2 separate regions of the Homo sapiens genome follow, and region 1 is linked to region 2. The links are chromatin loops, found by intact Hi-C in ENCODE. Cell type or tissue: sigmoid colon. All regions are shown on one strand. Links, peaks and the distances in the headings refer to the core of each region. The heading gives the core; the rest is flanking DNA. Region 1 has its middle 10 kb from the start of CMKLR1. Region 2 has its middle 27 kb from the start of LINC01498.

What was found. Peaks named below come from ENCODE experiments on the same cell type or tissue, not always from the same donor. Only the 100,000 strongest peaks of a DNase experiment are listed, where the experiment ranks them.
Region 1: it touches region 2 in a loop (5-fold over the local background); 9 of 110 quality-filtered maps call a loop at or near these places.

What each region holds. Positions count from the first base shown.
Region 1 is chr12:108,341,932-108,357,299 of GRCh38, reverse strand. No RefSeq gene overlaps it. Among named protein-coding and RNA genes, the nearest start is that of CMKLR1, 10 kb to the right of the region's middle. RefSeq lists an enhancer at 10,877-11,377. In sigmoid colon, for the core only: no CTCF peak of the experiment used is centred there; a DNase peak (open chromatin) is centred at 7,788.
Region 2 is chr12:108,438,553-108,453,920 of GRCh38, reverse strand. No RefSeq gene overlaps it. Among named protein-coding and RNA genes, the nearest start is that of LINC01498, 27 kb to the left of the region's middle. RefSeq lists enhancers at 11,010-11,767, 11,768-12,524. In sigmoid colon, for the core only: no CTCF peak of the experiment used is centred there; a DNase peak (open chromatin) is centred at 6,890; H3K27ac peaks cover 750 bases.

The DNA.
Region 1 (15,368 bases), core at 5,560-10,559, 98 kb after region 2:
ATGAGTGAATGAATGAATGAATCATCGAGGTTGTTGAGGGTGTTGGGGGAAGGGTTATTCCTTTCCACACAACCTCTATGTAGATGTGGTTTATCCAATTACCATGAGCTACTCAGCCAGCCCTGCAGCATGCAGTGAGGCATAGCTGTATTTCTGAGGCCTATAATTTTCCAGTAATTAGACTTTCAGGCACATATGTCTTGTGGCTCGAATATGATTCTGTTATACCTCTGTTGCTAAAGTAACTGCTACGTAAGCCTTCAAAAATTTGCTTTAATAATGATGGGCTATAGTGGATCTGTGCTATTTAGGTAACTTGCAATCTACCTTCAGGACAATATAATTACATGGCTGGGTTATTTTTAATTTCATGGGACAGCATTCCTCAAGCTTCAGCCATCCCAGTGCCACCGTTTTTATTTTTGCCCTGCTTGTATACCATTTCTATGGTGTCGTGAATTTAATATTGTCCTTTAAATCTACTCATTAAAAATGTCAGTGAATGTACTCATTAAAAATATCAGTAAATGTAGCTCAAAAGGGAAATTTACATGACCACAGTAAATAGAAAACCAATATCAATTTCCTCAAATAGAAAGTGACCATAAAATACCACCCCTACATAAACAATCAAAATAAAACACGGTTATTAATGTTTGGTTGATACTGTTGCCTGCCCAAGGCTTTGAGCTTGAGGCCTGCTCTTTCTTTGTTATAAAGGGAGATTGGCAAATGTTGAAGAAGGTGTTAAAGACCTGGTAGCACCAAATTGAGACTTTCCCTGGTATAATTAGAAGGACAGAAAAAGAATCGAAAAAGCAACTTTCTCATGTTGTGATTCAATATTTATTTAGTGTCTTGTCTATGTTATAGGCTATTGTTTTATAATACAAATTGATTTGTCTGAGCTCATAGCTTGCTCTTATAAAATCAATAGCAAGTTTTATGTTTTGGCGTCAAGTTTATTGCAATTTATTTTGCTTTTCTCCAGTTATTTTTTATAACCAGATCAAAAGGGTGGAGATCAGACGGAGACTTCAAGACCCACCTCATTTTGAAGTCCTTTGTTCAGCCTGGCCTGTGAAGTTAAGAACCACTGACAAATCACAGGTGCCTTTGAAGTGTAACTGATCAGGGTCAGAACCCTGGCCTTACCACGTTCGCTCCCTGATCTGGCACAAAGCACTTCACTTCTTTAAGGCTACATTTTCTATGCTGTAAAATGTGAATGGTAGTATCAGCCACATGGGGTTGATGTAAGGCCTATAAGAAGTTGTTGCATGTGAATCCCCCTCTCACAAGGCAGGTGGTCCTTAATTGGTGGTCATTGTGGATCCTGTGAGCTCTGAGTGAGCAGGGCAGTGTCTGTCTTATTCACTGAATAGCACTAGGGCCTGGCACTTAGTCCACGCTCAATACATATCATCACATTTGAGGAAGTTTGGGGGTACAAAGGGTGGGGAATAGTGTCTGCTCATGCTGCCTTCTTAAGAATGTCTTCTCCAATTAGGTGGGTGGAAAAGAGGCATGTGTCAATTTAGAGACTGCCTTTTGGGGCAGAATGGTTCTTGAGATTCCTGGGGAACAAGGGCTGTGCTGGGCAGTCAATATGAGGGGATCCCTACTCTTTTTTACATGAATGGTGGAAACGAGGACAGCAGATGTAAATCCACAGAATTGTAAACCATCAGAAGGACCCAATTCCCTTGTTTAATAGAGGGGAAATCTGAAGCATGGAGAGAGGAAGTGACTTGACTATGGTCATCAGCTGGTTGGAAGCAAATCAGAGGCTTGAACCCATGTCTTTTAATGTCCAGTCCAGAGCTCTGTCCCCCATGTCATGCCCAGCCCTTATGTGCCTCCTCTAGCTGTTGTCATATAATGACCATTTGCTTTTTCTTTCTTCAGAATATTGCAAAGGCTCTGGCTTTATCTCCTCTCTGGGAATAAATCCACTTTCTCTACCAGCACCTGCAGAAAGCAGGGAATGCTGGAAGCTTCCTTGTGTGCACACACGTCCCGCATAGGGCTCAGTTTTGATGCCTGGGGCATGAGGTCAGGGTGTGTGCATCACAGTGAGGGCTGTGCCAAGTGGTCTCCAGAAGGACATTGCCTGATGTTTCCCTCTGGGACCTCAACTGTTGAACTAAACAATGTTTATTCTTTAATATTATGAAACATGCATTAAGACCATGGGAAAGGAAAAAAGTATCAAGAAGAAGAAGAAAAAACCAACTGTAGTCCCACTACCCAGATAGAGATAACCACTGCTAATATCTTGGCACATTTCCTTCCAGTCATTTTTCTCTGCATACACACACACACACACACACACACACACACACACACACACACACACACACAGACACACACACACACACACACATGAGCTTTATACATGCTTTATTTTTTCTTCTTAGAGCACAAATTTTATTCATGAATTTGGAGAAAAAAATATTTTTTATATTAAAATTAACATGGCCACATTTTGAAATAGAAGGCAGAATGTGCCCGAATTTTGTAAAAGAAATTATGAGGCTTCATTGAAAAATGCATTAGTGTCTTGGGCTTCACCAGAGACCTGCAGAGCTATGCATTCATTCATTTGGTGGGTAGGTAGGATAAGTATTTCTCTCTCTCTTTCTCTCTCTAACTGATACAGTTTGGATGTTTGTCCCGTCCAAATCTCATGTTGAAGTGTGACTTCCAGTGTTGGAGGTGAGACCTAGAGGGAGGTGTTTGGGTCATGGAAGCAGATCCCTCATGAATAGCTTGATGCTGTCCTTGGGGTAAAGAGTGAATTCTCACTATTAGTTCATGCGAGAGCTGGTTGTTTAAAAGAGTGTGGCATCTCTCCCTTCTCTCTCACTTCTTCTCTTGCTGTGTGACATACTAGCTCCCCTTCCTTTCTGCCATGACCAAAAGCTTCCTGAGGCCTTACCAGAAGCTGGGCAGATGCTGTAACTTGCTTCCTGTACAGCCTGCAGAACCACGAGCCAAATAAACCTCTTTTCTTTATATATTACCCAGCCTCAGGTATTCCTTTATAGCAACACAAAATGGACTAACACAATCACCAGGCACCATGTACTTAATATGTACGATGTAAATATACAATGTAATATTATATATTTAACATATATAGTTATATTTTTAACATACATATACTTCTATATAACATATTAAATTATATAACATATTAAATGATAATACATAATAGTTTTATTTATATACAATTCACATGGTATACAATTCATCCATTTAAAGTGTACATTTCAATGGTTTTTAGTATGTTCACACAGTTGTGCAACCACTACCACAATCAACTTTAGAACATTTCTTTTCCTCAAAAAACCCCCAAATGAAACCCTGTGTGTGACTGGGCACGGTGGCTCACACCTGTAATCCCAGCACTTTGAGAGACCAAGGTGGGTGGATCACTTGAGGTCAGGAGTTTGAGATCAGCCTGGCCCACATGGTAAAACTCTAGCTCTACTAAAAATCCATAAAAAATTAACTGGGCATGTTGGTGCATGCCTGTAATCCCAGCTACTCAGGAGGCTGAGACAGGAGAATCACTTGAATCCAGGAGGCAGAGGTTGCCGTGAGCCAAGACAGCACCACTGCACTCCAGCCTGGGTGACAGAGCAAGACCCTGTCTCTAAAGAAGAAGAAGAAAAAAACCTGTATGCATTGCAGCCACTCCCCATTTCTCTCCAATCTCCCTCCCACAGTCCAAGGCAACCACTGATCTACTTTCTGTCTCTATAAACTTGCCTGTTCCTGACATTTCATAGAAATGGAATCATTAAACGTGTGGCCTTTTGTGTCTGGCTTCCTTCATTTAATGTAATATTTTCAAGGTTCATCCGTGTTGTAGCAAGGATCAGTACTTCAGTCCTATTATGTTGGAATAAATTCCATTGTGTGCATATAGCACATTTTGTTTATCCTTTCATTAGTTGATAGACATTTGGGTTGTTTCTACTTTTTGGCTATTATGAATGATGCTGCTATGAACATTGGTGTACAAGGTTTTGTGTGGATATATAGTTTAATTTTCCCCAGGAATGGAATTGCTGGGTCATAAGGTAACTCTTTGGTTTTTCTAAGGAACTACCATACTGTTTTTCAAGGTGGCTGCACAATTTTGCATTCCCTCTAGTAGAGTATGAGGGTTCTGATTTCATCACATTCTCCCCAAACTTTATAAAGTTCCTTGGGGAGCCTGCTTCAACAAACAGGGCACTAAATGGCAATTCTGCAAACGCTTACTGACAAGTAGGCACCCTTCAGCATCAGTCACCACTCATTCTTGTTTGCACCATTAGTTTATCTCTTTTTTTCCCTAGTGACAAAAGATATTCTGACAAGAGTTCATTCAAGTTGCCTAAAATTCTGGATTAGTGAGGTTTGACCATCCAGGAAATCTCCTATCAGGCAGTTTGCTGCTTTCAGCTGTCATCAGTTGATTGATTCATTGATTCAGCAAACATTCTGTGAGCACCTGTCATGTGCCAGCCACAGTGCCAGGAACTAGGTACATGAATATGAATCAGACTTGTGGTTTTATGCTTATAACCACTAGAGGTTCTGGGATCCTTTTGAGAATCTGATGAAAATTTTGGACCTCCTCCCCAGAAAAGCTCATGCCCACACAGACATATGTGCATAATTTTATGTGTTTATGGCCTCCTTGAAGATGATCAATAGATTTATTAGGGAGTCTTCTTGAAGGTCATACGAAGATTTCCAGGTTCAGAATCATTGTTGTATTCCAATAAATGAACAAAAAATATGGTGTCTTATTTGTGTCATTATTATTATAAAACACCTTGAAGTTTGATTCCTAATCAAAGATTTTCTTCCTCCTACTGCAGGATTTGTGGGCTTTGGTATTTGAACATGGGTGCCTAGGCTGTATGCATGGGATATTTGGGGTGCTGCAGCTTCAGCAGGCAGCTCTACAGGCATGCTCCCTGCCCTCATGAAGCCTGCAATCTGGGGATGGACTCCTGTTCACACCTGACCTAGGCTCTCTCAGAAATAGTTGATGGATCTCCTGAGATCATCTGAGCTCTGGCTCTCATCCACGGTGTGCCAGGGCTGGGCACAGTGGCTCATGCCTGTCATCCCAGTGCTTTGGGAGGCTGAAGTGGAAGGATCGCTTAAGACCAGGAGTTTGGGACCAACCTGGGCAACATGGCCAGACTCCGTGTCTAAAAAAATGAATCTGATTTTTTAAAAAAGTAAAATAAATAAATAAATACAAAGAAAGAAAGAAAAGACAAAAACAGCGGGCCAGGAAGAATCAAGGATGAAATGAGCAGGAGAGAGGCATGCAGGCAGTGGGGCCCTTGTGGTGTCAGCATGCCTGGATCACACCAGCCTTGGGAACCTCCAATGAAGACGGGTGTTGCAGGTGACTGAGTCCAGCCTGGTCTTTTAGATGACATCAGGGCCCAATTAAGGGTTTAGGAACAAATACACCTAGACTGGTGGAAACCAAGGGGGGACATCTGTGGGTGTGCAACAAAGCCAACGAGTGTAGCCACAAACATCTTCAACATCTGGAAGGTCTGTGGTGACACTTTGTGGTGTTTTCTACATCACACAACCAAAATCCTATTAAACCAAGGAGAAAGAGGAGATTCTCTCACCTGCGTCCTGAAGGAATGCATCTGAGCAGATATAGGAATCTTTCTGGGGTGAGTGATTTCTGGGGCGAGTGACATCTTTTTGGCGTGTGTGATTCACAGGTTTCTTTTGCTGAATGCTAGGTAACTTCTTGGGGCTCCCATTTCCTTTCTCTCTCCTCAACATCACACAAAAGGAATGTGGAAATGTATGGACCAGGAGGCAGCCAGCTGCTGCAGAGCAGGCACTAAAGGAGCACAAAACAAAACCTTATTTATGAACCCTGGGTGTCTTGGAGTGGGACTGTCCGAGAACAGGTAAGCCTGGGAAAATGGAGGAGGTGTCGATTTCAGCATGGGCCAGCTCCTCAGATGCTTATGTTCCTGTGATTATGGGCTTCTCATCGGTCACAGCCTCCTTTGAAAAGCTCTGGACTCTTTCCCCATACACTATGGTGAACAATTTGAGGAGGGGTTTGAATCATTGCAGGACAATCATGGGTCACTGGTAGTCCCTAGAAAGCAAACCTTACCTTGTGTAGTCCACTGAGGGAACTGAAATGTAGTATGTACTGCAATTATTGCTATTAAAGAAGCTTACAATAATCAAAATCAAGTGTTGGCAAACTTTTTCTTAAAGGACCAGAGAGTAAATATTTGAGGATTTTGTGAACCATGCAGTCTGTTGTTGCAACTTCTCAGCCCATGGTTGCAGTGTGGAAACGGCCACAGACAATGCATAAATGAATGGGCATGGTTGTGGGTTCCAATAAAACTTCCCTTACAAGAACAGGCAGTGGGCCAAATCTGGCTCTTGGGCTATAGTTTTCCTACCCCTGATAATATTATAATACTTTTTAGGAATGAACACTCACCGTGAGCCAGGAGCTGAGCTATGTGTTTATGGTATTATCCCCATTTCACAGAAGATGAATCAGTTTCAGAGAGGTTTCATAACTTGCCCAAGGCCACGCCGCTAGTAACTGATGGAGCAGAGATTCTGATTTCATTGCTTTGTTCCTAAGAAATGGTTACAAAAAGTATTATGAAGGATGGGAGGTTAGAGACATAATGATATTGTTATTAAATTATTACAAGTATCAACTAATAATACATAATGAGAACATTTCTTGAGAGTCTTCTATGTGCTGAGAACTATGCTAAGTGCCTCCTACAGTGCTAATGTCTGAATGTTGTGTGTCCCTCCAAAAATTCATATGTTAAAATCCTTACCCCCAAGGTGAGGGTATTAGGAGGTGAGGACTTTTGGGAGGTGATTGTGTTGTCTTGATTAGGATTAGTGCCCTTACAAGAGACCCCAGAGAGGACCTCCCCTACTCTGACATGAAGTTACAGTGAAAAGATGGCTATGAGGAAGGACCCTCACCAGACTCTGAATCTGCCAGTGTCTTGACCTTGGACTTCCCAGCCTCTAGAACTGTGAGCAATAAATGTTTGTTGTTTGTAAGCAACCCAGTTATGATATTTTGTTACAGAAGCCCAAATGGATGAAGGCATACTGATTAACACAAATCATCCCCACCACAACCTGCTATTACTATTATTACGCCCATCAGGGAACTGAGGCACAGAGAGGTTAAGCCACTTGACTTAGGTCACATAGCTGTCAAGTATGAGGGCAGGATTCAAACCTACACTGTGCCCTCTACCTCCCCCAGTTGCTATTTTGAAGCCCACACACGCTACAATAATATCCCATTTATCATCTGATAGGGCTTGGGCCCTGACTAATAACAACGTAGCCTTACATGAGGACCCTGGGCTCCTAGCTAACAAGCGATACCCCTTTTTTTCCTGGATCATGGGTTGGTCCCAGGAGACGATCCTGTGTAACTGCGGTTTAACCAACTGATCAGGAAATATTTTAATATTTACAGAACTGGTACAACTCTGGTAGCTGTGCCACTATAAGGTGAGGGCTTTCTAAGGAGGCCGGCCTGGGTGGTGGGGTGCGTGGATGAGCAGAGCAGGAGGCCCAGGTGGTGACCAGAATTCCCCGGGCGTCAGGTTCCTAGCTCAGATGCCAGTAGAGGGATCTGAGGCCTGGGACCCCTGAGCAAATAAACTCAGTCCCTGGGCCTCACCCACCCAGGCCCAGGGCCAGCGCCCCCACTTCTCCCATCTCTCTGCAGTGGCAGCAGCCTGAGTCCTGAGTCAGAGGCTCCCACAGGAAAATAAACTTTCTGTACTAAGAGGAGGAGGGGGAAGCTTACTTTTCAAAAATAGGAAAGGCAGCCCCGTTGCTATGACGAATTCCTCGTGTTGCTCCGTGTTTTTGAAAATTTTTTATTTTTTTTTATGACCCACATAAAAAGGTACATACAGCCTCGTTGTAAAAATACATGGAAAAACCTCCATCTTATGCCCGATTCAAGTGAGGATCAAGATATGAGGCAAGGAGAGCTTGTTTTAAAGTCTTTGAAGGCTCTGGGATCTCTGACATTTGGGGACCCCACCCCACATCATGGTGAACCTCAAAATGCGTGTTTCTTATAAAAATATCTGGAAAGGTTTTAAAATAGTTCATACAATCTGGGCTTTTATGAAGAATAAATTATTCATCGTGTTCTCGTGACTTGTGCTCTTCTATTTCCAACGACAGGAGGGCCGTGGAGGTGCAGCTGATTCACTCATGTATTGCAGACGTTGAACCAGACGTTTATTAATTTTGATGTCGCAGTTTCCTTTTGGTGTTCTGGGGCCAACTCGCTTATGATTACAGGTTTCAGATATCTCTGCAGGCCCTTAACAAGCTGGTGGGCTCCAGGTTCTGGGCCCCAAGTGTGGGGCCATGGGGGCAGGGCCAGGGTCAGGAGCACCAAGCAACTCCTGGGGCCTCAGTTTACCCATATGCAAAATGGGAGTGTTTCAGGATAAAATATGTAGAAAGTTGGAGATAGAGAGGGAGAAAGAGGAAGGAGAAAGAGGATATAAGGGTGAAATCGATGGGATAGAATACAAATAATTGGCAAATTGTTTATATTTGGTAAATATAAATAATTTATATTTATAAATATAAACTTACCATATTATTTATATTTACAAAATATATGTAGTTATAAATATATTTTTACAAACTATGTATAGTTATAAATATATTTTTACAAACTATGTATAGTTGTAAATATATTTTTACAAACTATGTATAGTTGTAAATATATTTTTACAAACTATGTATAGTTGTAAATATATTTTTACAAACTATGTATAGTTGTAAATATATTTTTACAAACTATGTATAGTTGTAAATATATTTTTACAAACTATGTATAGTTGTAAATATATTTTTACAAACTATGTATAGTTGTAAATATATTTTTACAAACTATGTATAGTTGTAAATATATTTTTACAAACTATGTATAGTTGTAAATATATTTTTACAAACTATGTATAGTTGTAAATATATTTTTACAAACTATGTATAGTTGTAAATATATTTTTACAAACTATGTATAGTTGTAAATATATTTTTACAAACTATGTATAGTTGTAAATATATTTTTACAAAATATGTATAGTTGTAAATATATTTTTACAAAATATGTATAGTTGTAAATATATATTTTACAAAATATGTATAGTTGTAAATATATATTTTACAAAATATATATTTACAAAATATATATTTTACAAAATATATTTTTACAAACTATGTATAGTTGTAAATATATTTTTACAAAATATGTATAGTTGTAAATATATTTTTACAAAATATGTATAGTTGTAAATATATATTTTACAAAATATGTATAGTTGTAAATATATATTTTACAAAATATATATTTACAAAATATATATTTTACAAAATATATATTTTGTAAATATATATTTACAAAATATATATTTTACAAAATATATATTTACAAAATATATATTTTACAAAATATATATTTACAAAATATATAATTTACAAAATATATATTTTACAAGAAGTTCTTAAGTTTATATTTACCCTCAGTTGCCAATTATTTATATTTTAATAAATGAATATAAATTTAAAATATTTTAATAAATATAAATTTAAAATAGTTTATTAAATAAAATATTTATTTAAAATATTCTACTACATAAAATATTTATTTAAAATACTTTAATAAATAAAATATTATTTTAAATACTTTAATAAATATATTTTAATAAATATAAACTCCCTATAATGGAGTTTCTTGTACTATTCTTGCCACTTTTTTGTAAGTTTGAAATTATGTAAAAATGAAAAGTCTTCCCCACACCCCAGGTGGTGGTGGGAAGAGCGGGTGTCGGATTAATTGGGAGACTTTGAGCTGTGCTCAGATGAAGCCTGGGATGACCCCAGGGGACCCAGCATGTCGAAAGAAGTGGCTCCACTGTCCCTGTCTTCCTTAACTAAGCAGGTCCATTTCTGTACGCCTTGTATTTTGGGGCTCCATATGGATTCTTCTGGGAAAAAGGGGTCCTTTAAAAAGAAAGCCAGAGACTGGTGGCTGTGGAGGTGCCCCAGGACTTGGGTCTAAGGATTTTGATATGGTTTGGCTCTGTGTCCCACTCAAATCTCATGTTGAATTGCAATTCCCAATGTTGGGGGAGAGACCTGGTGGGCGGTGGCAGTCCAGGGGGCAGAGACAGATGCACACATGGTGAAACGAAAAAGCAGTGTGATTTGAGAAAGCATGAATGTGTTGGCCAAGTACAGATATGCTTGGCAGAAGGATGATCAGGTAGATGGGAAGAGAAGAAACAATCCTGGAAGGCTGCCTGGAGGACAGGACATCTGAGCTAGATTTTGAAAGATGACCAGGAGGTTACTTGGTGGCTGGGCACATGGTAGCAAGAGGGTATATCTGGCCAAAGGGGCAGTTCTAACAAAGGTGTGGAGTCTTTAAATTGCATGATAGGTTCAGAGTAGGAGGGGAAGAGGTAGGCCATGCAGCTAGGGGGATGGCCAGGGGTGAGGCCACCAGAAGCCCCTGTGTCTGTGTGTGTGAAATGGGGGCTGGTGGAGTTCTCTGGGAGTTGGGAGATTAGATCAGCTGCTCAAGACTTGCGGTGTGGCTTTGGGCAGTCACTAAACTTCTCTGGGCCTCCATTCCCCATGTCTCTCCCCACTGCATGTCTCTCACCCCCCAGAAATGGAAGCTTTCGCAGAACGAAGCTATGTGCAGTTGGACGTCACCTGAGTGCTGGGGAACAGCCACAGGTCTCATCAGCTCCGAGCTCCTCCCATCCCAGTCTGGGGTCCAGGAAAAATGCTCTAGAGCAACCTTGCCCAGCCCTCCGACCCCTCCCAGGCATCCAGGGTGGTCCCACCACCCCCAGAGTGGAAAACTACCTTTTTCAGAAGGGGCTGGGTAGGTGGGGTCCCCAGGGCTCACCAGAGAGCAGTGGGCCTTGCCCTCCCCCATCAGAGAAAACCCCTCTGCTGGCCTTAGAGGTGGGGCCTCCTGACTCCCATCCTCACTGAGGGCCATTAACCCTTCAGTGCTGTTAACCCTTTCCAGCTTGGACAAAAGTCTGGGGGCCTGGATGCTCATCTAATGGACAGAACAGACTAGGCTGCCAGTTTTTTCCTTCTGTTTCTCTTTCTCAGTTCCAAAACCTCAACTTCACAATTGTCTGTCTTTCCACCTCAGTCTCCAAGTCCTTAAGAAACTCCCTCCTCCTTCCCCCTCCTTCTCTGAGCCTGGTCTATAGGACAGAAGTAACTCTCACAGTTCCTGAAACACACTGCACAGACTTGAATCCTGTTTCCAATAAAATATTTGTCTGGGGGCATAGCACGTGTCTGGTGACAGCTCAATGCTCAACTTTCCTGTCTTGGTAACTGCAGTCCTCTCTGTGGCTAAGAACTAGAACTCAGACTTCAGGAAGGCTCCCCTGTGTCCTTGGCCCAGCTGGCCTGAGTTGGTTGCTGACTTTGGCCGTCCATTTATTCATTCATTTAACATATACATGTATTGAGCAGCTTCTTCGTCCCTGGCCCAATCCCTGTCCCCAGTCCCTGTCCCCCTGGAGCTTTAGGTGTGGAGGGAGGAAATATACTTTGCACACATCATCATGGCATTACGATTGAGGATGGTGCTGTGGTGGAGGTCAGGGTGCCATGAGAGGTTGGGAGAAAGTGACATTTCAGCTGACCTCTGAAGGTCCTGCTCCCCCTAGGTTTCTCTCCAGCTGTGCCATCCCTTTAGTTTTTCTCCATCTTGGAAGATGAGGTTGGCAAGAACCAGGTTATGGGGGATTTTGATAGACCAGAATCAAGACACTGTAATAGGGAGCCATGAAATGTTGTTGAGCAGTGGAGTGACACAAAACAAAATAGAACGTCAGGATGGCCAGTTCTGCGTGTCCCAAGACACAATTGAGGGCCTGCATTTGGGAATGTGGCCTTTTTCCCCCTCATAAAACCCACCTCCTGCACAAGGTATGTGGCCTTTTTAATGCTCAATAGAAGGGGGTGGAAATCCAATATTTACTACATGACAGTTGGGCTAGACAGTTTTCTAAGCATGTTATGTGTATCAACTCTAATTTTCCCACCAACCTTTTGAGGTAGGGACTCTATTAGATTCAGGGAGGTTAGGAAATTGCACAAGCCCACACAGCTAGCAAGTGGAGCAGAGACTCAAACCCAGATCTGCCTGCCCCCAAGCCCAATGTTCTGGTCTTCTTTGAAACAGCTCTTGTATTAGATTTCTACTGCTGCTAGAATAAATCACCACAAACTTAGTGGCTTAAAATAATACAGATTTGTATCCCTACAGTTCTGGAGCTCAGAAGTCCAAAATGAGCCTCATGGGCTAAAATCAAAGTTTTCGTAGGGCTGGTTCCTCTTGGAGGCTGCAGGGGAGAATCTGTTCTTTGCCTCTTCTGGTGTCTGCAGGCTGCCCACACTCCTTGGCTCCTGGTCACATCAGTAAATCTCTGCTTCCTTCATCACCCCACTGCCTTCTCCCTGCCCTGATCTCCTGCCTTACTCTTAATAGGACTCTTAATAGGACACTGGGCTCGCCTGTATGATCCAGGCTAATCTCCCCATCTCAAGATCTGTAATTCAATCACATCTGCAAAATCCTTTCCCTTTTACCACCTAAGGTAACATAGGTAACATATTCTCGGGTTCTGTGGATTGGGATGTGGGTATCTTGGGGGACCATTATTCTGCCTGTCACAGTCTTCCAGCCTATTTTGCCCTCTGCTCTTTTAAAGGCTGCTTGCATCTTCAGGACGTGTTAGTTGCCTGAGAATCTTTTATTTTTATTTTTATTATTATTTTTAAGACAGAGTCTTGCGTGGTGGCCCAGGCTGGAGTGCAGTGGTGCCATCTTGTCTCACTGCAACCTCCACCTCCTGGTTCAAGCAATTCTCCTGCCTCAGCCTCCCAAAAAGCTGGGATTACAGGCATGTGCTGCCATGCTTCGCTATTATCTTTTTTAGCAGAGATAGGGTTTCACGATGTTGGCCAGGCTGGTCTTGAACTCCTGGCCTCAAGCAATTGTCCTGCCTTGGCCTCCCAAAATGCTGGGATTATAGGCGTGAGGCACCATGCCTAGCCTGCCTGAGAATCTTTCCTGGTAATTAAGGGGTTCTTAGAAAGCATCATATCTCATTTAAAATGGGGAGTTTCACTGGGCGCGGTGGCTCACGCCTGTGTCCCAGTACTTTGGGAGGCCAAGGTGGAAGGATCACTTGAGGTCAGGAGTTCGAGACCAGCCTGGCCAACATGGCGAAACCCCATCTCTACTAAAAATACAAAACTTACCAGGTGTGATGGTGCGTGCCTATAATCCCAGCTACTTGGGAGGCTGAGGTGAGAGAATCACTTGAACCCAGGAGGCTGAGCTTGCAGTGAGCCCAGATCTTGCTACTGCACTCCAGCCTGGGCAACAGATTGAGGGAGACTCAGTCTCAAAAGAATTTTTTAAAAAAGTAAATAAATAAATAAAATGAATTCTCCAGCAGGCCAGCTTCCTGAGCATAGGGCATGGCTGTCTTGTTCACCAGCCTGTGCCTGCCACAGAGATGGGGTCCAGTAAGCATCTATTGAGCACTGAATGAACCAGAGAAGGTATATGAGTCCCCCAAGGTCACACAGCCCATCTTTGGCTGAAATAGAGGAGCTCTCATTCCCATGTGGCCTGTCTATGCCTTAAAGAAAGTCCAAAGTAGGCAGAGTTTGGACTTAGAGAGGATCCTTCATGTGGCAGGATGCATCTTTGAAGACCTCCTTTGGTTGGGAGCCTCTCTGCTGAGCCTAGTTTAGCCACTGATGATCAGGGAGGCTGGGGAAACCGTTCAGCTTTAAGTAGAGTGTTAGGAATCTGTGAACACTAAAGATCTGCCGGAAGGAGCTACCCAGTGGCTTGGGAATGAGATATAAGCTCCATTACACTAGGCACAGCCAGTACCAGGAGAGGGAGTGGTAGGGGTGGAACCAGTCCCTGCTGAACCAGTCCACCCTGCGCCAATGGGACAGAGTTTAGTTGGAGGACAGCATGGGATGAGAAAGGCAACCCTCCTCCCACTCCAGGTCCAGGGCAGGCATTGCTCACGGATCACTGAGTTCCTTGCAGCCAGGCCAGGATGTGGCCTCAGATTCCCTTTAACACAGAGCTCCAGGAATCAAGAACCAGTCAACCCGAGCTGGACCTCAAAAGGAAGCTTGACCCTCCATCCTGATTCTATGTGGAGCTGCCAGGGGTGTACACAGAGGTTCCTCTGAGGGTCCTGGAGGAGACTGCTTCTCTCTCAAGTCCCAGTATCCCCAGGTCAGCCCTTAGATTTCAAAATCCTCTTTAAAACAAAAGCATAAAAACCCCCACAAGCAACAACAAACACTTTTTGCTCCAAGAAAGAAAAGCCAAACTGTTCAGCCCTGTTCAAAAGGGATGGCCAAAGGCCCGTGGCTTCAGATTGTCCCACAGCCACCAGGTGGAGAGTCATAAGCCAGGCAGCCCCACGCCTTCCTCACTGGCCCAGTGGGGCTGTGGGTTCCCACCTCCTCTGCCAGCCACCCAGGGACCCAGCTGGCTGGGGGACCAGTGTCCTTGCTCTGCCAGTTGTGGCTCCTAGCTGATGAGACCCGAGCTTAGGTTTGGCTGGGAGGCCAGAGGCAGAGGGAGGCATGCCACAGCCACAGCCACCTCCAGGGAGGAAGAGGCATGTCCAGGAGTCCATCCCCGGGCTGGATTTACCCAGCTCCTCTTCCATAGTACCCGTGTGCTTGATCTTCCTCGAAGGCTGCCTTCTGGCCTCCTTCTCTTCTCTCCCACTCTCCCTCCTCTCCCCCACTCCTTCTTCTCCTCCCCTCTCCTTTATCTCCCTTTCCTCCCCTTCTTCTCTTTCCCCCTTCCTCCTTCTGACCCCCTCCTCCCCTTTCTTCCTCTTCCCTCCTCCTCTCCTCTTCCCTCTTTTTCCTCTTTTCATCTCCCTCCTCCCTTTCCCTCCTCCTCCTTACCCCCTCCCCCTCTTCTCCTCCTCCCTCTCCCCTCTCCTCCCCTTGACCCCTCCTCTTCCCTCCTCCTCCTCTCTTCCTCCTTCCTCCTCCTCTTTTCATCTCCTTCCTCCCTTTCCCTCCTCCTCCTTACTCCCTCCTCCTCGTCTCCTCCTCCCCCACCCTCTCCTCCTCCCCTTTCTTTCTCTTCCCTCCTCCTCCGCTCCTCTTCCCTCCTCCTCTTTTCATATCCCTCCTCCCTTTCCCTCCTCCTCCTCCCCCTCCCCTCTCCTCTACTT
Region 2 (15,368 bases), core at 4,209-9,208:
ATTTGATATGATAGTTGATTTAGCACAAAATTTTATGTGACAGGATAATTCATTGCAACACCATTAATTTGTGTTTTGTTTTGTTACAGGAAAAGACTCAGAATGGATGGAAGTTGTTTATAAATTCTCCTCTGCTGCATACTGTTAAGAAGGGGAAAGAGGAGTGCTGGGTAGGTGGACATGCAATGTCTGCTACAAGTGGTACTCAATAAATGTTTCTTTTACTCTTTCCTCTTCTGTCTTGTTAGAACATTGCAAAATACTAGAAGAGCAGTTATCTGCAGGCAGAAGAATTCTCCCAGGGTCCATCAAAACCTACTCCATAGCCAATGACCTAAATATGAAGCCTGTGGATTCACATCAGACAGAGGACTGGTAGATGAGAGCTTTCGGGGCTGCTGCAGGAGTGCATAGGCTCTGACTCCATTACCCATCACAGAATGTTACCATTCAAAGATCAGTGATGTACATCCTAGATAATACTGGCAGCCAGGAGCTGCAGAGCCCAGTTCCAAGAAGGCACTCTGTAATCTCAGGGAACTTGAACCATTCTGTTTGCCCTTCAGCTTGCAGCCCTTGGCTTATGGCTCAAAAGATAGGGAGATGAGTGACTTTGAGGAGTGGGGAAGAGGCACAAACAATGAGTGAGGAGGGAGATCCCTCAACACCAGTGGGGTAGGAGATCGGCAGATGCCTCAATCCACTCTCTCATGGGATCCTGGGGAGGTGGCTGGACCCCCACTGGTGGTCAGGATGGGGAGGTGTGGAATGGCTGGGGTATGCTGAAAGAAGCTGGACCCTGGGTACTGGGCCCCCCAGCCTCCACAAAGATTCCTGTGGCCAAACTTAATGGATTCTGCAGAGTTGGATTATAAACTCACCAGTAAGGTCATGGGGAACTGAAGTCCAGACCTTATCCTTTGTTTCCTGGCCCCAAGTTAAACCTCTCAGATTCTAATGTGACCTTAGGGAGGTCGAAGGACCACCTCAAAACAGGGAGATTGATTTCTTGCCAACTCCATAGGTTGGGGGCTCAGAGTTGATTGGAAAATGAGCATGGCATTTATTACACATTTCCTTTTGCAGGTGATGTTTTATAAGCATAACTATTATTTATTAGATGTTTACTAGTGCCACACACTGTGCTGAGTATGTTAACTTGCAGTATTGACTTTACCCTTCAAAGCAACCCCAAGATATTAGATATTATTTGCTACAAGTAATTTACATTTTGTAGATGAGGAAGCTTGAGTCTTAGAGAGATTAGCTTGCTTGCTGTAGCATATGTTGTTGATGCCCCTTCAAGCCCCACTCCTACACCCTTGGGTTTTACCATTTCCGAGGCCACGGGCAGAACTTCCATCTCCTAGCATTGGCAGCACTTTGCCCAAGGGCTCTCTTTGGCCACCAGATCCCCCATACATAATAGGCCAGAAGTGCAAGGGGGTTAATGCCTCTGGCAGCATCCCTTAAATAATAACATATGGGAGTTGGAGTATTAATACCCCAGTTCCCTTGCTGCTTGGATGAGTTACCATTGAGGCAGTGTTTAACATTGGTTCTCCAGCAGAATTCATCTCCAGTGACAGCTTCCTTGATACACACCCTTTATTTGTTCCTCCTCTTCCCCACTCCCCTGTGGTGCTTCCTGAGGTCACTTTCTAAATCAACTATGTGCACTTGAACCCTTGTCTTAAAGTAAGTTTCTGAAGGATCTTCAACTAAGACACTTGCCCATGGTAAGTTGCAGAGCTGGGATCTAAATCCTGTTCTGCCTATCTCTAATTCCTGTGCACTTAGTCTTTGCGCTAGAAGTTTCTTTTAAGCATGATATACCAGCATTTTGAGTGTCTGCAAGGACTCCATGATGTACAAGTTCTCTGCCACTTGGCAAGCTTGAAAGCAGTGATCTCAGATATGTGTATGTGAAGTGAGTGGGAACTACATAGACCCCTGATCTTATTTACTATGGAAGTGTCAGGGAGAGCAGCTTCCATAAGCCAATGTCAGGGTGGAATTCTTCTGCTCTTTGGTGGGAAAGAGGAGGGAGGAGAGTGCTGTTCTGAGGAGGGGTCTATGTGCTGATGTTGAGTCTAGTTAGCATGCTGCTTGAGTACATCTCCTCCAAGCTGGCCATCTCTCAGCTGGGCGATAAAGTAATTTGACTAGGGCTGTCTTCCAGGCTAGAGCTCCTGGAGATTGCTCCCCATTTATCATGGAGGAAAAATCGGGATCCACAGCTCCTGGCTTGCCAGCATCATCTAGCCTGCACGTCATTGATCTTTGAATGGTGAAGTTCCGTGATGGGTAATGGAGACAGAGCCCGTACGCTCCAGCAGCCACAAAATCTCTTCTCAAACCAGTCCTCTGCCTGATGTGATTCCACAGGCTGTGTGTTTACTCATTGGCAATGGGGTAGGAGTTGATGGACCCTGGGAGGATTCTTCTGCCGACAGATGCCTGCTCTGCTGATTTGTCGTGATGTATCTCAACAGAGAAGGACTGGGAGGAGGGAAGAAAATGTGTTTTGAATACGACTGCAGTGGAAGTTGTATGCTTGCCTACATGCAGGGATCTGTAACCTTTTTTCTGTAAAGGCCCCAGTAGTAAAGATTTTTGACTTTGCAGCCATATGGTCTCTGTTGCAACTATTTAATCCTGTCATTGTACCACAAAAGCAGCTATAGACAAATGTATAGATGAATGACTGTGGCTAAGTTCCAATAAAACTTTATTTACAATAGCAGGCTGGGTTTGGCAGGCCAGCTGACTCTGGCCTACAGCACCCACCCTCTCTTACCCTCTTTCCTTATACGACCTGATTTTCATATCATCCCTCTCTTGTATCCCTTGTGCTCCTGGGAGATTGACTCCATCCTCAGTCATCAGGGGTGGATTGTGATTGGTTTAAGCCAATCAGCATTCCATTTCTCTGCCCCCAGACCCCCTCCTCTGGGCAGAGTGATTGATTCAGAAGTGGACAGGTGACTGAAGTCAACCAATCTGACTGAATGTCAAAACTCTTCCTTGTGAGTAGGGAAAAAGGCAATTCATGTCCATAGATTCCATAGGTTTCAAACATGAGACCTGGAGCTACTGCAGCTATTTTGTTCTCCCAAGGAAAGCCTGTTTGTGGATGAAGTCAGCCACAACGAGAAAGTAAGGATTATGAGAATTAGAAGTGAAGAGTGAGCCCTGAGACTTTCCAATTATAAATTGCTTTTAAAAAAATGCCAATTTGTGGCCAGGCACGGTGGCTCACACCTGTAATCCCAGCACTTTGGGAGGCTGAGGTAGGCGAATCACTTGAGGTCAGGAGTTCGTGACCAGCCTGGCCAACATGGTGAAACCCCGTCTCTACTAAAAATACAAAAATTAGTCAGGCATCATGGCACGTGCCTGTAATCCCAGCTACTCAGGAGGCTGAGGCAGGAGAATCACTGGAACCCCAGAGGTGGAGGTTGCAGTGAGCCGAAATCGTGCCACTGCACTCCAGCCTGGGTGACAGAGCGAGACTCTGTCTCAAAAATAATAATAATAATAAAAATAATTACAAAAATTAGCCGAGTGTGGTGATGTGCACCTGTAGTCCCAGCTACTCAGGAGGCTGAGGCAGGAGAATGGCTTGAACCTGGGAGGCAGAGGTTGCAGTGAGCTGTGATTGTGCCACTGTACTCCAGCCTGGGCGACAGAGAGATGCTTCTCAAAAAATAAAAAAATAAAAATAGGCCAGGCATGGTGGCTCTCGCCTGTAATTCCAGCACTTTGAGAGGCCGAGGTGGGCGGATCACAAGGTCAGGAGTTCGAGACCTGCCTGGCCAACATGGTGAAACCCCATCTCTACTAAAAATACACACACACAAAATTAGCTGGCATGGTGGCGGGTGCCTGTAATCCCAGCTACTAGGGAGGCTGAGGCAGGAGAATTGGTTGAATCTGGGAGATGGAGGTTGCAGTGAGCCGAGATCGCGCCACTGCACTCCAGTCTGGGTGACAGTGCGAGACTCCTTCACACACACACAAAATAAAGTAAAATAAAAATAAATGCCATTTTGAGATGAACTTTAAGTACTTAAGAATCTTAATAGGCTTTTTTTTTTTGTAGCTAGACATTATGCTTCACAGATATCATCTAATTTAATAGTCATAACAACTCTATGTACAAGGCTTTCTAATCTCTATTTAGCAGATGCTGAGACTAGGACATAAAAAGATTAAGTGGCATGGTTTGAAGTCACACAGTGGAGATGGTAATGAGTGACCACCTGGAACCCCTCCTGCATTCTCATATTTCAGCATTACTTCCTGCCCCTGGCCACAGTGATTGACGGCTCTTGGAAGAGGCATATGATGCGAGCTGAGCCCATCAGAATCCTTCTCTGGGATTTTTCTTTCTGGAGCTGGAGGAAAAGAGTTCTTTTTCTCTGTTTGTGCATCCCCCTTTCTAGAAATCTTTTTTTCCACCCAAATCTGCAAGATTGTAGAGGGAGCAGCCATTGTTATAGTATAACCCTGCCTCTGGTCACAGTTGATTGTTTTAAAGGAAAACACTTGACCCAAGAAAGACTAATTAGTCCTGTGTTGTTTTAAAAATATATCTGTCAGAGGCGTTTGAATCACAGCGACTCCATCTTGAGTGAGGGCTGGAAAATGAGACTGGGACCTGCTGGGCTGCGTCCTCAGAAAGTTTGGCATTCTGAGCCTCTAGATGTTTACGGTTAAGGGAACAAATTAATAATGTTTACTAACAGACCCAGACTTGGGAGTGTCCAGATATCCTGATATCTGGAGAACACAGGCATTCCTAATTTTGCTTTAAAGATAATAATATCGATTCTTGCAAAATATAGTCATTAAGAAAATTAATCCTCTATCACAAACCCTTGGAGCACATCTCCCCATATATACAAACATTGTACCTAGGGTGGATGTGTTCCTCCTCTCACTTTCAGGAATGTCCTACTCTGTCTATGGAGTAGCTGTCCTTTCACCACTTTACTTTCTTAATAAACTTGCTTTTACTTTGCGCTGCAGACTCACCCTGAATTCTTTCTTACGCGAGATCCAAGAATTGTCTCTTGGGGTCTGTGCTGGGACTGCTTTCCTGTAACATATTTCTGGCGTCCACAGAAGGGACTATAGTGAGGAAACCACTGACTTTGGGTAAGTGGTGGGGTCCTGTAACATATTCACAAGTTCTTTGATACTCCTTCCTTCAAAAGGTGAAGCTCTCCCTTTCATAAAACATGGGCTGAACTTAGGGACTTGCTTTAAATTAATAGAATGATGGTATGTGATGTCTGAGGCTGATCATAAAAGGATAGTTTCTGCTAGATGTTTTCTGTCTTTTAAAAAAATATTTAAATATTGATTTGTTTATTATTTTCAGTCCAAATCTGTTTCAGCCTATGTTCTGTCTCTCAGATCACTCCCTGCAGGTGAAGCCAACTGCCATGTTGTGCAGAGGCTCCAGCCTCCCGTGGAGAGGCCCACACGGAGAGGATCTGCCATCGCCAGCAGGAGCTTTCCAGCCATGTGAGTGACTTCTTCTGGAAATGGATTCTCCAGCCCCAGTTAACAGCATTCCGATTGTTAACCAAAAAGTGACTGAGGCCATTAGAGGTTTATTTAGCCAAGGTTGAGGATGCACCCTGGACAAACAGAAATCGGAGGAGCATCTGTGATCTCTGCTTTTCTCCAAAGGGGGCTTTGTGTGCACTTTGGTTTTTAAAGGAGAAAGAGCAAGGAGTGGGAGGCAGGAGAGGAAGGGAGGGAGATATGCAGTGAGGTAGATGGTTACATTCTTGTGAAGCCCTGATTAGTCTCAATAAATCCAAATTTTAGGCGGGGCACAGTGGCTCATACCTGTAATCCCAGCACTTTGGGAGGCTGAGGCAGGTGGATCACTTGAGGCTGGGAGTTCCAGACCAGCCTGGCCAACATGGCAAAACCCTGTCTTTACTAAAAATACAAAACTTATCTGGTGTGTAGCTGTAATCCCAGCTACTCAGGATGCTGAGGCAGGAGAATCGCTTGAACCTTGGAGGTGGAGGTTGCAGTGGGCCAAGATTGTGTCATTGCACTACAGCCTGGGCAACAGAACAAGACTCTGTTTCAAAAAAATCAGTCAATCAATCAATCAACATTATACATGTGAAAAGAGGGAGTAGAGGAAAAAGTCAATTATGTATTATCTCCCTCTCAGTAAATCTACATTTTACATAAGATAAACATGAAAAGAGGGAGTAGAGGAAATGAGCTCATGGTTTGGGTTGTGAAATTCCAGCTGTCTGTTTGGGAACAAAAGGAAGACAGTATTGGTGGCTCAATTCCCAAGCTTAACTTTCCCTTTGGCATAGTGAGTTTGGGGTCGCATAATTCTATTTTTTTTTTTCATAAGATGATTTCTGGCATGGGAGACACTGAACCATAACCACCCAGCTAAGCTGCCCCTGGATTCCTGACCTGCAAGACATGAAGTGAGATAACAAATGGTGTTGTTGTAAACCTTACCATTTCTGGGTAATTCATTGTGCAGCAGTAGATAACTGATACCAGACCCTTCACTGAGTCTTTTGGGCTTGAAATGGAGAGAGTCAGGCTAATTTGGGATCTGGGATCTCTTGGCAGACATTATTTCCTATCATAAAGATCAGAATGCCAGAAGAAGCCAGTTTCCAAGCAAGAGAGGGCAAAATGAGAGAGGGAGAGTGGGAGAGAGAAAGAGAGAAGAGAATAGAGAGAGAGAAGACTGGGGTGTGTGTGTTATTTCTACCTTTTTTTGGGTGACAAAACCCAGATTTACCTTTGCAGGGATGACTCTTTTCCCACTCTGTGTTCATTTGGTTCGATAGATCTGGCTGCACGCCCTCGCTTCCTGGGTGATTATGTAATTTACATAGTTTTAGCACCAATATGAAGTAGTTTCTGAAGCTAGCCTCCGGGGTTTTCAGTTATCTGAGCCAGTATTTCCTCCCTACTTTTTTTTTTGCTAAACTTGGTTTGACTTGAGTCTCACAAGTGAAAGCGACTTCATTGAAACAGGAGCAGAGAGAAGCAGCAGATAGAGATTAAGAAATTTCTTGAGAATGTACAAATTCCTGGATCCAGCTGTTCCCAAAACCCAGGCAAATCCTGCCTTCAATAACAACAGCCGGACAGCAGCAACAGCAAACATTTATTGAATACTTATAATGAATTCCACCTTTGGCTAATTTAGTTTCTCCCATTCGCAATCAAGAAAGTCTTGAAGAATACAATATCCATTGCAAAAATATCTGGAAAGGGAGATAATGTGCCAAGGGAAGCAAAATAAATCAAGGTTTACAAAAAGACAAAAGTGAAAGATCACGCAAGACCATAACTGTGTCATGTGTAAATTTCACCTAGGCCTTCTCTGTATTTAGGGCACCCTGTGACAGGGACCTCAGCCCCATAGGGAGATCTCAATGGATTAGATGCTAAGCTGATGCAGGCTTGGGGAGTTGCCAGAGAAACCTAAGCAAGGCATACATCTAAAAGCTTTCTGAATAGTTAAAATTAGGTCCTAAATCTATCTTCTTATTAAGAATGACAGGGATGGGCCGGGTGTGGTGGCTCACACCTATAATCCCAGCACTTTGGGAGGCTGAGGCAGGCGGATCACTTGAGATCAGGAGTTCAAGACCAGCCTGGTCAACATAGAGAAACCCCATCTCTACTAAAAATACAAAAAATTAGCGGGGCGTGGTGGCACATGCCTGTAATCCCAGTTACTTGGGAGGCTGAGGCAGGAGAATCACTTGAATCTGGGAGGCAGAGGTTACACGGAGCCAAGTTTGTGCTATTGCACTCCAGCCTGGGCGACAGAGTGAGACTCCACCTCAAAAAAAAAAAAAAAAAAAAAAAAGAATGTTAGGGATGGAAGATGGTGTTGGAAGGGGGATGTTTTTAAATTGAGAAACCATATTCCTTATGTATTCTTTTTTTTTTCTCTTAGGTTTTTTCCTTTTTTGCATAGAATACGAAGTTCAAGTTCTGTTGTTGTTGTCTTTGTTGTTGTTTTGAGACGGAATTTCACTCTTGTTGCCCAGGTTGGAGTGCAATGGTGTGATCTTGGCTCACTGCAACCTCTGCCTCCCAGGTTCAAGTGATTCTCCTGCTTCAGCCTCCCAAGTAACTGGGATTACAGGCATGCACCACCACGCCCAGCTAATTTTTTGTAATTTTTTTTTTTTTTTTTTTTTTTTTTTTTAGTAGAGATGGTGTTTCTCCATGTTGATCAGGCTGATCTTGAACTCCTGGCCTCAGGTGATTTGCCTGCCTCGGCCTCCCAAAGTGGCGGGATTACAGGCGTGAGCCACTGTGCTTGGCCTACGAAGTTCAAGTTCTACTTCCTCTCTCTCCAGAGGTGCTCACTTTTTAACAGGTTGGAGTGTATTCTTGAAGGTTTTTTTTTATGCATTTGCACACATATACATCTGCCTGTATGTAGTTTTGCATTTCCTTTCTTTTTTTATTTTTAACATAACAAGGGTGTTTATTTTGGGTATAAACTATCTTTCATTGAACTGTGAGATGTTTCTAAAGATCTAAGAGAAGTGTACACACCCAGAGTAGTTTATAAGCAGAATAGCTCATAACCCTGGTATGGAAAAGACCATTTCTTGAACTCACAGAACAATGTCTTTAAAATTTCATTCCTAAAAAAGTACAAGCTGTTCTGGATAAGAAAGTGTGAGACCTTGTGATAACCATTGTTTCTTCAGGATATTTTCCATTTTATGTATCCAGTGTCATTTCTAAATACTTAATAGACCGTCATTGAAATACAGTATATTCAGAACAGAAGGTATATACATTTACTATAAATACTTATCTTGCATATACTGTGCACATATGTGGTTTTCAATAGCTTCAGGTATGCTGGAAATTTTTGACTGGCCCCTTTGGTGAACACCAGGCTATGGGCTGCATATGTGGTAATGTCAGACCTCTGAGCCCAAGCTAAGCCATCATATCCCCTGTGACCTGCATGTATACATCCAGATGGCCTGGAGCAACTGAAGATGCACAAAAGAAGTGAAAATAGCCTTAACTGATGACATTCCACCATTGTGATTTGTTCCCACTCCACCCTAAGTGATACATGTATTCTCCCCCGCCCTTGAGAAGGTGCTTTGTAATATTCTCCCCGCCCTTGAGAATGTACTTTGTACGTCTACCCCAAACCTATAAGAACTAATGATAATCCCACTATCCTTTGCTGACTCCTTTTTTGGACTCAGCTCGCCTGCACCCAGGTGAAATAGCCTTGTTGCTCACACAAAGCCTGTTTGGTGGACTGTCTCCACATGGACGTGCGTGACAGTAAATCAATTCCAGACACTCTTCTTTTTTTTTTTTTTTTTTTTGAGACGGAGTCTCGCTCTGTCGCCCAGGCTGGAGTGCGGTGGCGTGATCTTGGCTCACTGCAAGCTCTGCCTCCTGTGTTCTCGCCATTCTCCTGCCTCAGCCTTCTGAGTAGCTGGGACTACAGGTGCCCGCCACCACGCCCGGCTAATTTTTTTTGTATTTTTAGTAAAGATGGGGTTTCACCGTGTTAGCCAGGATGGTCTCAATCTCCTGACCTCGTGATCCACCCATCTCGGCCTCCCAAAGTGCTGGGATTACAGGCGTGAGCCACCGCGCCCAGCCCAGACACTTCTTTAGTTCCAGTTCTGGCAGAGATCTTCTCACTGTCAGAGACGTGTCAGCTAGAACAACTCCATCTTAAATAGGACCTGGGTAAAATGAGGCTGAAACCTATTGGGCTGCATTCCCAGATGGCTAGGCATTCTCAGTCACAGGATGAGACAGGCGGTCAGCTCAAGATACAGGTCAGATCTTGCTGATAAAACAGCTTGCAGTAAAGAAGCCGGCCAAAGCCCACCGAAACCAAGATGGCAACGAGAATGACCTCTGGTTGTCCTCACTGCTACACTCCCACCACCACCACGACAGTTTACAAATGCCATGGCAACCTCAGGAAGTTACCCTACATGGTCTAAAAAGGGGAGGCATGAATAATCCATCCCTTGTTTAGCATATCATCAAGAAATAACCATAAAAACTGGCAACCAGCAGCCCTCGGGGCTGCTGTGTTTATGGGTTAGCCATTCTTTTGTTCCTTTACTTTCCTAATAAACTTGCTTTCACTTTAATCTATGGACTTACCTGGAATTCCTTGTTATGCGAGATCCTAGAACCCTCTCTTGGGGTCTGGATCAGGACCTCTTTCCTGTAACATCACCATGGTTGATAATGTATGAGGGAATTATGGCTAATATGTGTTCCTTTTGCTTCTGGGTGCTGCTGTAACATAGATTCCTGGCAAGTAAATAGGGCCTAGTTTAAAGACCATTTCAACTAGGTGGTTAAGGAAATGAACTCATTTTCATCTTTGGTGAGTATTGAGTGACATCAGTATTTCCCATAGTCTTTGCTCTCTGGATAGCTGAGGTATAGGAAACAACTACATTAGAAACACATTTGGAAGCCTGGGCCACTTGAAATTGTTATAATTAAAGTTTCGGTGCTGCAAAAGAATAGCACTCGAATATAAAATTTTCTTTTTAATTCTCAGCAGGGCAAGTTAATTCTATTGCGCCCTTACAGATGGAGCAATGGTGAGTGCACACTTGGACAAGGGAGGAGATATGGTTCTTAACCCTGACTCACGTGGCCCCTGCTGCTGTGTCATTCCCCAATTGGCTAGGGTTAGACCGCACAGGCTAAACTAATTCTGACTGGCTAATTTAAAGAGAGTGACGGGGTGAGTGGTTTGGCGTGAAAAATGGTTATGCAGGGTGGAGAATGAGTTAGGGCGGATCAGGTAGCAGGTAATCAGAATGAGTCAGCGTGGAGCAGGTAATCGGAAAAGGTTGCTTTATGAGGAAGCTAAGTTTAACAGTAGAAGGCAAAGAATTGAATATACTGACATATTGATTCTTTGAAAAGAAATTTAGAACTCATACCTAACAAAATGTATTAAAAATCTAAAGTTCACATTCAGGATTTACGATTCTGATTTTTTTTCCCCAAGACCATTTCCTTTTTAATAATACTTAACGTTGTAAATGGGTCTCGTGCACACAAGGAAATCTTCATTTTTAAAGAGATATTTAATATTTCAACAGAATATTATCCATTCCCTTGTTAATAGGCATTTAATTGTTTCCATCTTTTTTGTGTTTGTTTCAAGCACACCCTTCTCCATATGTATTTGTGCACGTGTATGTCTGTTGGAAAGATGGGTCCTAGAAATAGAGTTGAGAGGGTAGAAGTTTATGCAAGTTTTGAAGTTTGATGGAATCTGCCATTGCCCTTGGAAAAAGCTGTGCCTTGTCATTTTGGTGAGTTTAAGCTCCTGTTACTCTCTGCCTTGTCAAGACTGGGCAATATCCAGTGTCTTGTTTTTGCTAATCTGATTGGTGAAAAGATACCCTTTTGTTGTTTTAATGTGAATGAATTTCCTTTATTTTTTCAACTTTCAAACAACTTCCTTTTTCTTGAATCCACCCACCGTCCCACTTCCTGCCACTGTTAGATTCCACATTTCCTTTCTTTTCCAAGTGAACCCAGCTGCCAGAATTCCTTTCAAGCTATGAGGCCTCAGGGCTGGGCTCTTCAAGGGTGTAATTAGCATAACCGAATCCCTGGCTTTAAGCCACTCACTACTTTCCTTTCAACACTGCATTTAAGGAAATTAGGAAGATGGCTTTGATCACTTTCAGGATGTGGTGGTGTTCTGTGCCTTTCACGTTTGAGATTTCCCTGGAGGACTGGCTGCCAGTGGGTTTGGTAGAGAGAATGGGGTAAGGGTGTTGAGGGCAAGGAAGGGCTTCTTGGGACCCCAGGGACATCTTAAATTGATGGTGATTTGCAATTAAAGCCAAAGAAAGATGTGCAAATCAGGATTAGGGGTTAAGGGTGTATGTGAGTAGGGAAATGGTGGAATAAATAATTAAAATACAAAACGCACATGTGCTAGGGACAGCGCTGAAGACCTGAAATGTATGACCTTTTATAGTCCCCACTACAACCCTGTGAAGTTGGTTCTAGTGTTATCCCCCTTTATAAATGTGAAAACCAAGGTTCAGAGAGTTGAATTGCTTTGATTAAGACCGCACAGCATGTAGGTGGCTGACTAGGACTCCAACTCCTGCTGTCTTGCTCCCTCTTAAGAATTGCAAATACTGCCTCCCACCTCAAGGTAATGTTGGGCTAGCCCTGTATAGCCTAAAGATGTGCCTGGACGTATATTACTTGATTTCACATAAACCACCTGTGAGATAGTTACTGGAAAAACCAAACTCTGTGAAATATGTGAAGAGGTTTATTCTGAGCCAATATGAGTGATCACAGCCCAGGAAACAGTCTCAAGAGGTCCTGAGAAAGTGTGCCCAAGGAGGTTGGGTTGCAGTTTGGTTTTATACATTTTAGGGAGGCAGGAGATACAGGCAAAGACAGAAATCAATACATGGAAGGTATACAGTGGTTTGGCCTGAAAAGATGGGATGAAGTGGGGGCTTACGGGTCATAGATAGATTCTGAGATTTTCTTTTTTCTTTCTTTTTTTTTTTTGAGGTGGAATTTCACTCTTGTCACCCAGGCTGGAGTGCAATGGCACAATCTCGACTCACTGCAACCTCCGCCTCCCGGGTTCAAGCAATTCTCCTGCTTCAGCCTCCTGAGTAGCTGGGATTACAGGCATCTGCCACCACGCCTGGCTAATTTTTGTATTTTTTTTAGTAAAGACAGGGTTTCACCATGTTGGCCAGGCTGGTCTTGAACTTCTGACCTCAGGGATCCACCCGCCTCAGCCTCCCAAAGTGTTGGGAACAGGCGTGAGCCACCACCCACAGCAGATTCTGAGATTTTCTGATTGGCAATTGGTTGAAAGAGTTAAGCCTTGTCTGAAGATTTGATGCCACTAGAAAGGGATGCTTAAGTTAAGATATGGGGGGTTGTGGAAGCCAAGGTTCTTGTTATGCAGATGAAGCATCAAGATAGTAGCCTTCAGAGAGAATAGGTGGTAAATATCTCTTTTTGGACTTTAAAAGGTGTCAGACCCTTAGTTAATCTCTGGTAGATCCAGGAAAGGATGGAAAAAGGAATCTGTAGATTCTCTACAGATGCAAATTTCCCCCACAAGATATGGCTTTGCAGGGCCATTTCAAAATATGTCAAAGAAATGGGCTGGGTGCGGTGGGTCACACCTGTAATCCCAGCACTTTGGGAGGCCGAGGTGGGCGGATCACTTGATGTCAGGAGTTCGAGACCAGCCTGGCCAACATGGTGAAACCGTGTCTCTACTTAAAATACAAAAATTAGCTGGGCATGGTGGTGTGCACCTATAATCCCAGCTACTTGGGAGGCTGAGGCACAAGAATCGCTTGAACCTGGGAGGCAGAGGTTGCAGTGAGTTGAGATCGCGCCACTGTACTCCAGCCTGGGCGACAGGGCGAGAATCTGTCTAAAAACAATATGTCAAATAAATGTATTTTGGGGTAAAATATTTTGATTTTCTTCAAGGTTTGCTGTCTGTCATGTGATGTTATACCATATTCAGGTTGGAATTTGGTATCTTATTGCCACAAAGAGTCTGTTTTGTCAGTCTTCTTGTTACCGGAAAGGGGTCCTGATCCAGACCGCAAGAGCGGGTTCTTGGATCTCGCACAAGGAAGAAGTCAGGGCAAGTCCATAGAGTGAAGTGAAAGCAAGTTTATTAAGACAAAAATAAAGGAATGGCTACTCCCTAGGCAGAGCAGCCCTGAGGGCTACTGGTTGTCCATTTTTATGGTTATTTCTTGGTTATATGCTAAACAAGGGGTGGGTTATTCATGCCTCCCCTTTTTAGATGCTATAGGGTAACTTTCTGAGGTTGCCATGGCATTTGTAAACTGACATGGTTCTGGTGGGAGTGTAGCAGTGAGGACGGCCAGAAGTCACTCTCATCACCATCTTGGTTTTGGTGGGATTATAGCTGGCTTCTTTATGGCAACCTGTTTTATTAGCAAGATCTTTATGATTGGTATCTTGTGCCAACCTCCTATCTCATCCTGTGACTAAGAATGCCTTAACTATCTGGGAATGCCGCCCAGTAGGTCTCAGCCTTATTTTACCCAGCCCTTATTCAAAATGGAGTTGCTCTGGTTCCAACACCTCCAACATTATGATCTCTGTTTTAATGTTAGTGCTGGTTGGTTGTGCCTAAACTCCAAAAGGGAGGGGGTGTAACAAATGAGGTGTGTCTGATTTTTCTTCCTATCATGGCCAGGCATTCAGTTTTTCAGTTTTCTCTGGGATCCTCTTGGCCAAGAGGGTGGTCTTTTCAGTCAGTTGGGGGGCTTAATATTTTATTTTTAGTTTATAAGGTAAATGTATTATCCTCATCCTTATAGCAGAGGAAACTGAGGCTTAGGAAAGGTAAATGCGGGAACCAGGACTTGAACGTAGGCTTTCAATATGCAGCTCCTTCATTTTGACCCCCTCACAATTGAATAAACTGAAGACCCTAATGGTCAATGTTTTTCTTGTTGAATGTTTATCTTAGTTTTGTAGACAAGCACAAAACACTTACCAGCCAGCATTGTTGCACACTGGTAGACAAATTAAGACAAAAACTTGTTAAAGAAACAAAATGACTTTTATTTTTATGATTAAAGAGGTAATACATGTTCGTTATTGGAAAGTTAGAAAATAGAAACAACCAAAAGGATATTAAAATGATCAATGTCATGGTTGATTTTGTGTGTTAATTTGACTGAGTCACAGGGTGCCCAGATATGGTCAAGCATTATTCTGGGTGTGTCTGTGAGAGTGTTTCTGGATAAGATTAATTTTTGAGTCTGTAGACTGACTAAAGCTGATTTTCTTCCCTGATGTGAGTGGGCCTAGCCCAGTAAGTTCGGGGCCTAAACAGAACACAGCAACTAAGTAAGAGGAAACTTCTCCTTCTGAACTACTTGAATTGGGACATCTGTCTTCTCTTGCCCTCAGAGTGGAACCTACACTGTCAGCTTTCCTGGTTCTCAGGCCTTTGGACTCAGACTGGAACTGCACCATCAGCTCTCCTGGGGCTCTAGCTTGTCAATTACAGGTCTTGGGACTTCACAGCTTTCATAATTGCATGAGCCAATTCCTGATTCTCTCTCTCTCTCTCTGTATATGTATGTAAGTATATAATGTCTCTCTGGTGAACATTGACTAATACAACTCATAATCCTAAATAAGATCTTTTTTTATCCTTTTGCTGTATAGTATTCCAGCCTTTTTCTGTGCATCCATATACACTGCTTTTTCATTTGACAGCATATAACAAATGTATTTAAATAATCACCATTCTT